Regions from separate parts of the Homo sapiens genome. Here region 1 is linked to region 2. A link is an interaction called in ENCODE POLR2A ChIA-PET data of the cell type or tissue named here. Cell type or tissue: MCF 10A. All regions are shown on one strand. Each heading gives the region's core, and the rest is flanking DNA. Links, peaks and the distances in the headings are about the cores only.

Region 1 (4,405 bases), core at 212-4,211, 130 kb before region 2:
CTGAACCAGCTTCCACCATGCTCAATAAATGGAAAAGAATGACCAGAAATATCCACAAATCATATTTGTATCTAACCACTTGTATTAGTCCATTTTCACATTGCTATAAAGAAATTCCTGAGACCAGGTAATTTATAAAGAAAGGAGGCTGAATTGGCTCACGGATATGCAGGATGTACAGGAATCCTAGTGACTTCTGCTTCCAAGGAGGCCTCAGGAAGCTTCCAATCCTGGCAGTAGGCAAAGGGAGAGCCAGCTTCTTACATGGCAGAAGCTAAGAGCAAGACAGCGAAGGGGGAGGTGCTACACACTTTTAAACAACCAGCTCTCACAAGAATTCCCTCACTATCACCAGAACAGCACCAAGGGGATGGTTCTAAATCATTCAAGAAGGATCCACCCCCACAATCCAATCACCTCCCACCAGGCCCCCCTTCCAACACGAGATTTGGCAGGGACACGATCCAAACCATATCATCCCTAGATTCTGGTTCTCATAAAAATCACTGCATGGCTGTATGTGATGGCTCACACCTGTAATCCCAACACTTTAGGAGGCTGAGATGGGAGGATCACCTGAGACCAGGAGTTCGAGACCAGCATGAACAATATGGTGAGACTCCATCTCTACAAAAAATACAAAAATTAGCCAGGTGGTGGTGGATGCCTGTGGTCCCAGCTACTTAGAAGGCTGAGGTGGGAGGATAGGTTGGGCCTTGGAGGTGGAGGCTGCAGTGAGCCGCGATGGCACCACTGTACTCCAAACTGGATGACCAAGGGACACCAAGTCTCAAAAAAATAATAATAATAACTGCCACCTTTATTATCTCTGGTATTATATCTTTATATAAAATAACAAAGAGGGACATGGACTAGAAGCCAATATCATTGTGCACAGTCTCCACCTAACAGAATTGTTATACTAAATGTAAAGTAAGCAAGTTAACCTATAAAAATGTGCTTGGAGCACTCACAGACCAGATGTAGAATTTTTTTTAATTTTATACGCTTTGTATACATTTTCCTAGGATTTGAAAAAATAAAATAGCTGGAAAATGACAAAATAAGTGCTAGCAGCCTTCTACTTCACAAACATAAAATAACTCACCAAAGCAGAGAAGAATTAGAAAACTCATACACGGTCACCCATTTTTAGGAAACAAACTAAGTGCTTAATTATCTGGATTATATGCCATAAACATATGAAATTCTTTGCATTTCAAAGGTTTATTCTAATTGCTAAAAATTTTGTATTTCTCACCAAAGAGCCAGGCAGAGCCAACACTTTGTTCTGGCAATCATCAAAGCTAAAAAACAGAGGGATAAAGCAGAACTGCATGAGTTAACCTTTTAATTTACCCATGAGAACAATTCATGAATTGCTGTAGCTATCACCATTTCCAACTATTTCCACATACACATACACATACACTTAATTAGAGCTTTTGTCTCCAAAGTTCAAAAGGTTTTACGCGTGGTAATTTTACATTGGTGGACATTATCTGTATTTTCTGACCTTTCATATATTAGGTATCATTAATATTCTAAAATAAATCATTAAATCAAAAATAAAATTCAAAAATTCACCAGAAATCATAGTGTAGTTATTGTTCATTATTCCAGGAAAAATGGGGCCACTTAAGGACATGGTCTGGTCATTTATTAGGAACAAAAGGGTAAAAAGACATTTGGAAATTTCTGCAGTCATTTCACAGGTATGAAGTTGATGCTTTACCCAAAACTCTCATCACAATGTCACTAGAAACATTATGTCCACTAAAAACTATGACACAAAATACCAATCTTCTTTCACCTTCAATCTAGCTTAACCATGTGTTTCTCCAATAATTATGTAGCCCCTTCACTGTGGCCAAGTACTATGTCAAACCCTTCCAAACATCAAGAAGCTGGGAGGGGAAAAGGACTGAAACTAATAAAATTTTACTTGGGATATTTTAGAAATGATTAGTCCATCCAAGTAAAATGTGTAGATTTAGACCACAGAACATTAAATGGCTAATATTGTAGTCAGGGACCAAATACACAATGAATGAAAAGCAAAATGATCATTCATAGAATGTCCCCTCTCCAACTATGACCGCCTTCAGCAAAATTCCTATTGTTTGCTTATTGTAAATACCTGAAGCCCTCAATACTTAACTTCTAAACTGTTCAATTAAACACACACACAAACACACACGTGTGCTCACAAACACAGCCCAGTTTACAACAAGCATAGTTCCTGAATATAATTCCAGTCTGGTTTTGAAAATTAGCAGATTAGACTGAAATCATGGCATTTCAGTCTATGATTAAATAAGTCTGTATTTCTTTTTCTGCTGTGTTCAAGGTCAAACATTTGACACATACTCTAGAGGCATCCTCTACATGAATCAGGGAGTTGTTACCAAACTCCAGCTCAGGCACTCTCTGGAAGAGGCCACTCCTTGAAATAAGGAGCCTTCCAGCTCATAAATACTAAGGAGAGTTGCCACACCTTATTGCATACCTAAGAAGCTGACCCAACCCTCAAAGTTTTAAGACTAAAATCTGAATTGATTCCAATGGACTGTAGAGTTCCCCAGCTCCAGGAGAGAGAAGGTAAAAAACAAGCGTTCAAAAAAATTTCTACTATTATAATCTGAAAATGATCACAGAAGAACTCAGTTCCTATGTACATAAGCAGAGTTTTAGTGCTCTTTTCTGATGTGATAAAATTGTCATTTTGATCCTTTTGTATAGTTCATAAGCGTGATGATTGGGGTTTCACCTCATGTGTAAGATGTGCCTCCCTCAAACCTTACTACAAGGTCAGTACATTACCTGTCTGACATAAAACATGAAAAAAAATTGTAATCTTATGTTGGTTGTTACATTATTTAGAATCCTACATTTAGAGCTAAGAGGCAACTTGAAGATCATAGTTCAACTGATTTTACAAATGAGAATGTCATGGCCGGGGTAAGTTAAACGACCTGCCCAAATAACTAGAAAGTGGCAGATGAGAATCCACATTGCCTAACACCTAATTCATCACTCTCTCTACTCCTCTACAATAGATATTTACTCACATTCAATAGATACGTACTGAAAGTTAACTACGAGCAACACACTCAGGGATTAAAAAGTGAATCCAATCACCCCCATACGGAATCTAAACAATGGTGGGTTTTAGATAATATTTTCTCAGTTTTAATATGCAAGTCATCACATGAAGCTTTAGGTGAAATGTTAGAGGAATATCTGAAATTAACTCTCCTCATAGCTGTAATTCTTCATTTTTAATCCTTCTATCTACTCTGTAGCCCTTCCAACTACAGAAGGTGGATGTCAAAGTGAAAGCATCAATGACGATGATGATGGTGATGATGAAGGCAATGAAGATGATAACACCAATTATGAGCTATTCACTTTTTGTGAGCCATTATTCTGAAACCTTCATATGCATTACCTTATTTAATTATCTTAACCCTTAAAGGAAAGATACTATTATTATCTCTATTTTACAAAGGATATGAAATTAATAAGTCAAATGCCCAAACAGAGGGTAGTTGAATTGGGGATTATACCCCGGCATGCCTTCATTACCACTATCTCCCAAGATTTTCTGGCCTTGAGTCTTTCCTTCATTAGCTGGAAATGACTTGCCCCTTCTGGATCTCAATTTCTTCATCTGTGTAATGATGGAGTGGGAAAATTATTATTTCCAATGGATCTTCCAAGTAGAGCATTCTGTGATTTACTGATTTGTGATAGTTTACAATCTCTTGTGGCAGAGGAAGGAAGCCACTTTGCAAAAGCTAAGGATGATTTTGACCCAAATTACAAACTCCAGACCTTTGACTATACAGAGGTTTCAGAATAACAGAGAGAGGGAGTAGTTACAGGTTTGACACATCTTTAACCTTCAGCTGGGCTCCAGCCTCAGGTGCTTTTTAAAGCTAATCACTAACAACAGTGTTTAAGCAAGAAAAAAGGTTTTCGAAATGCCTAATGATGATTAGGAAGAGTTTGTAAAAACATGGGAAAATATAATGTTATCATATCAAAGAAAAAAGCGGGATATAATAATGGGCTGCTTTTTTTAAAACACGGAGAAAGAAGCAAGAACATTCAACAGTTGTTGTATCGGGGTAACAGGATTTATGAGATTTTTTCTTTCTCCTTTTCCTTATTTCTCTCTTTTTATGTAAGCTTAAATTATCTACATAATTAGAGGGGAAACTTTCTTTACAAAGAGAAAAATGGTACCAAATATTCTCATATTGATTGCTCCTGAAAAGAAAGAAAACACTCTCCTGAAAAATATCTCAATAACAACACTACCGAAATTCCAGAAATACATGTTTAGAGGAAAACTCCATTATTGCCCACTATGAAGGAAGAAGAAAAGACTCCTCTATTG
Region 2 (4,405 bases), core at 159-4,158:
TCTGTGAATGATAAACTCTTTGACTCTTCAAGTGTCCAAATGTTTTTATTTTGTATACCTTCTAGAGCACAGCTGGCTTAGTCTGTTAATATGTTCTAGTTTCGACACCATTTTCTTTTCTTCAAAACTTTAAAGATATTTTTCTTTTTCTTTTTTTTTTTTTTGAGACAGAGTCTCATTCTGTCACCAAGCTGGAGTGCAGTGGCGCGATCTCAGCTCACTGCAAACTCCACCCTCCTGCCTCAGCCTCCCAAGTAGCTGGGACTACAGGTGTGCACCACCACGCCTGGCTAATTTTTATATTTTTAGTAGAGATGGGATTTTGTCATGTTGGCCAGGATGGTCTCTATCTCCTGACCTCGTGATCCACCCACATTGGCCTCCCAAAGTGCTGGGATTACAGGCGTGAGCCACCACGCCTGGCCCAAAGATATTTTTCTGTGTATTTTTCTTTAATTAGTTCCTCTCTTCCATTTCTCTCCTCCTGAAACTCCTATTACATTAATGTTGGCATGAACTCTTGTCTCTTTTTTCTACAGGCTATCTCTTGTTCTTTTGTACTGCATTCTGTAAGAATTCCATGGCTCAATTATTGAGTTTGCTAATTCACTCTTTAGCTATGTTTGTGTTGATTATATTTTTAATTTCCAAGATTCATCATCTTTTCCAGAATAGTCTGTTCTTGTTTCATGGCTATCTCCATGAGAATACTAATTATAGTGTTGAGAGAGACATACATCCTAGACCCTGAGCATCTCTGGATTTCCTTGCTCAATGTGCCAAACTTCTTGGCGTAATTATCCTCTGACCCTGCACTTATTCTGTATCTGGTAACATAGTCAATTAAATAGGTCAAGGCAACCACAGTGTGACTATAGTCACAATTACTCCCCAGGGACTAGATTTTTTACTGCTTGCCATAAAAGTTCATAAGCTCTTAGTCCTGGGTTCCTTAGCTCCAGTTCATCTGGCTGCATTCATAAGCACAATCTGGATACATTGCATTGCTCCATGGGACTTGGGGGCAGGAGATTTGGTGCTGCCATACTGACGTTCCTGCTGTTGGCTGTGCTATGAGTAATAAACCGTCTGGCACTGATCCATTGAGTCTCACTGTCTACTTTTAGCACCTTTGGAGTTGTGGCAAGCCAATCTACTTGCCAGCTTAGTCATTTCCTTTGGAATCTTGTTAGTCCTTGCCATTTTCTATAAGAGAAATTTCTAATTTTGAGGTGTTTTTCCCCTCTCTTAAATGTGTTTTAATAAATTGGTTCTTTTCTTTATTGGATTTCATGATTCTTGATTGTGTTAGCACAATCAAGTTAAGATTTAGGTGTATGTATATAGGCTATTTCCACCTCTGTGGTGTGGGTGAGGACTGGGACATGCTGCCAGATTCAGTGTGTTGGTAGTATATCTTTTCCTGCCCTTCCAGGCCAATAATTCACACTCACTGTTAACCTGGGGCAGTTGCCTCTGCTGCCTGCTTCTTGAGATAATTTGAGAAGGTGGAGAGGCAACCAGCTATAGTGCTCTAAGATCAGCACCCAGGAAGCTGCTCCACAACTCCCTCCTGCTCTTTGTATTCAGTGCTGCTGAGCTTGGAGCAACCCCAGAAACCACTCTTACATTAGTCTTCTCTTATGTGTGTTTTAGGCTGTGGCTTTCTCCATTGGTCTGATCTGAATTGCTTTCTGTTTCTCAGGGATTCTTAACATTTTCTGGCTCTCATGTTGTTTTCCAGCACTGTCATAATATATATCTCTATAACTAGTCATGTGCTGCATAACTATATCTTGGTCAACAGACTGCATATAGGACAGCCATCCCTTCAGATTATAATACTGTATATTTTTACTATTCCATTTCTATGTTTAGGTAAGTTTAGATACACAAATACTTACCATTGTGTTACAATTGCCTGCAGTATTCAGCATAGTAACATGCTGCATAGGTTTGTAGCCTAGGAGCAATAGGCTAATCTAGCCTAGGTGTATAATAGGCTATACTATCTAGGTTTGTGTAAGTACACTCTATGACATTCACACAATGATGAAATTGCCTAACTATGCATTTCTCAGGATACACCTCTGTCATTAAGCAACACATGACTGCATAATGTTTACTGAAAACTTACCATGTACTAGAAAATGTTCTGAGTGCATAACACAGATTAACTCATTTGATCCTCACAACAACCATTTACAGAAGATACTATTTTATTCTTATTTTACTGATAAGGAAATTGTGACACAGAAAGCATGGGCCTAGTAAGCAACAGAGCTGGGAGGTGAGTCCAGGCAGTGTGAGCTGCTGCCTGTAATAACTGTGTTCTTCTGCCTCTCTGGTGAAACAAGTACTGTCAGAGAGGCGCAGCTAAGTACAGGAGCAACTATTCACTCAGATTTGGTGGACTAAAGGAAGGCATCATAGAAGAGGTGGAATCTGATCTAGGCCTCTCAATATCAGAATTCAGTTTTACATCACAATTCAGTATAATGTCAAATCCCCCATTTCTGCTAGTGGCAGAAAACCATAAACTTGCAATCTAAGTTCAGTCAATTAATTCATCCTCCTTTGAATAAACATTTAGCTAAATGTAGGGTTTGCTCCTTCCCCATTTACCTTGGGGATGCTATACTTTTCTGGGAGCAAAGCCTATGTGTTGCCCTGGCACTAGGGTGTGACTGGACTGAGTCCCCTCCTCCTTCCTTGCTAGCCTCACTGTGTGAATCTCACCTGTCCCCTTCTTAGGGAGTGTCATGTCTAGCATCTGTGGTCCTGCTGTGGTTTCTAGACGTGAGGTCCAGTATTCTCTGTGAAAGACCTTTCCCTCTTCAATTCTGCCAGCTGTCACAAGAGCTGCCTTGTCTGTACCCCACCCACTATATTGGGAATTTTAGGGCTCTCTAATCTTTTCCCTACAAAATTCTTATGTCCAAGGGATTATGACATGCAGTCCTTGAGTCCATTTGCTAAGATACTTCTTCCTGCTACTATTACCTACTGTTTGGGAGCCATGTTAGCTTCATGTTATCTATGAGACCAGTGGATTCAGAGTAAACTCTAGAAAGTGAGTCACAAGTTCCTAATATTTTCAGATTCCCCTTCAACCCATCTGAGATTTATATTATCTCACCCTTCCTTTACCTCAGCCAGAAGTGGTATACCAGGTTTCTCTCCTGGTTCCCCATCAGCATTTAAACCTTAGTGTCAATGCTGTAATCCTCCTAATACCTGCCTGCTGGTCAAAATCTTAAAGCACTTTTTGTCTTAAAGATGGCTATATGAAGTTAGGATCCAACCAGGAAAATAGAAATCACTCTGTGTATATATAACACTGGGAACTTAGTACCGAGATTGGGTATGCAGGTGATGAAAGAGGCTGAGAAGTTTACCAGGGGAAAGAAAGCGAAGTCCAACCTCCTCCCAGATAACAGTACCCCCTAGGCTAGAGGACAGAGGAATGAGGCAGCTACCAGAGCCCACCACAATAAGTAAGCTTAGAGTATGTGACAAATATTCTTGGTGTGTTCACCATTAGCAGAAATAAACAAATGAAGAGAGAAAACTCGGAAGCCTTGCCTTATATTCAAATTATTTGGCCTTCAATTTATTTCCTTGGAGCTATCTGCCTTTTAATTTCATTCTGATATCTTGCTATCGACTTCGAGGCTTGTTTCACTGAATATTTCTCGTTTGATTGTTCTCTAGCTCAAAGCACTTGTGGGAAATTTTCATGTTTCTTGAGTTGTGTTCTCTTCTAGGGTAGATTATTTGGGGTGTGTGTGTGTGTGTGTGTGTGTGTGTGTGTGTGTGTGTGTTTGCATGCTATCGTATACTCCTTTATTTCTTTATTTTGCTGTGCAGGGTTTACATAGTTGCTCTATTGTTTTCATTCTACTAATGCTTGCACAGCTCTGTTCAGACCTTCCATTTGTTCTGATATAGTGTAGGTGAGATCCTAACCACCTTACCATGATCCTTGAGATTTTTTTCAAGAAGCTACAGTTTTATGGCATTTTATGTTCTATTCACTCCATTGTTTTCAGCATTAGACAAGGGGGAGAACTCAAATGAGGCTGTGCCAGGCTTTGTTAGAATATCTGACTCTGCTCTCTCTTTTGAGGTTTGTCATTTTCCAGTGCCAAGGTTTGCTAGAGCTTATCAGAGGTGTTTCCCATTTCCATGAAGGGGTATCTTTGGACTCTAGATCCACCCTCAAATCCAGCTTGTAACGCAGGAACCTGAGTTTCCTTCAGAGAGTCAGGCCCTCTCTCTTCAGGTCCTCATTCCACCTATTTCTCTGCAGTAGCCATTTCCTCTTCTCATCTTCGGAATAAGAAAAAGAATGGATACCCCCTCAACTTGTTTCTCTCCAGATTTGGGAGAATTAATAAAAATT

Evidence for each region. ChIA-PET counts read pairs that join two places held together with the same protein. Peaks named below come from ENCODE experiments on the same cell type or tissue, not always from the same donor. Only the 100,000 strongest peaks of a DNase experiment are listed, where the experiment ranks them.
Region 1: POLR2A ChIA-PET joins it to region 2 with 6 read pairs; 4 of 35 experiments call an interaction of 5 or more read pairs at or near these places.

What each region holds. Positions count from the first base shown.
Region 1 is chr7:90,605,432-90,609,836 of GRCh38, reverse strand. The region is part of intron 2 of CDK14 (cyclin dependent kinase 14); the gene reads right to left. It overlaps LOC124901839 (small nucleolar RNA U13), which reads left to right and starts at 2,729; the gene lies at 2,729-2,833. In MCF 10A, for the core only: no CTCF peak of the experiment used is centred there; a DNase peak (open chromatin) is centred at 2,446.
Region 2 is chr7:90,471,699-90,476,103 of GRCh38, reverse strand. The region is part of intron 1 of PTTG1IP2 (PTTG1IP family member 2); the gene reads right to left. Among named protein-coding and RNA genes, the nearest start is that of PTTG1IP2, 4.3 kb to the right of the region's middle. RefSeq lists a silencer at 995-1,289. In MCF 10A, for the core only: no CTCF peak of the experiment used is centred there; DNase peaks (open chromatin) are centred at 1,093 and 2,073.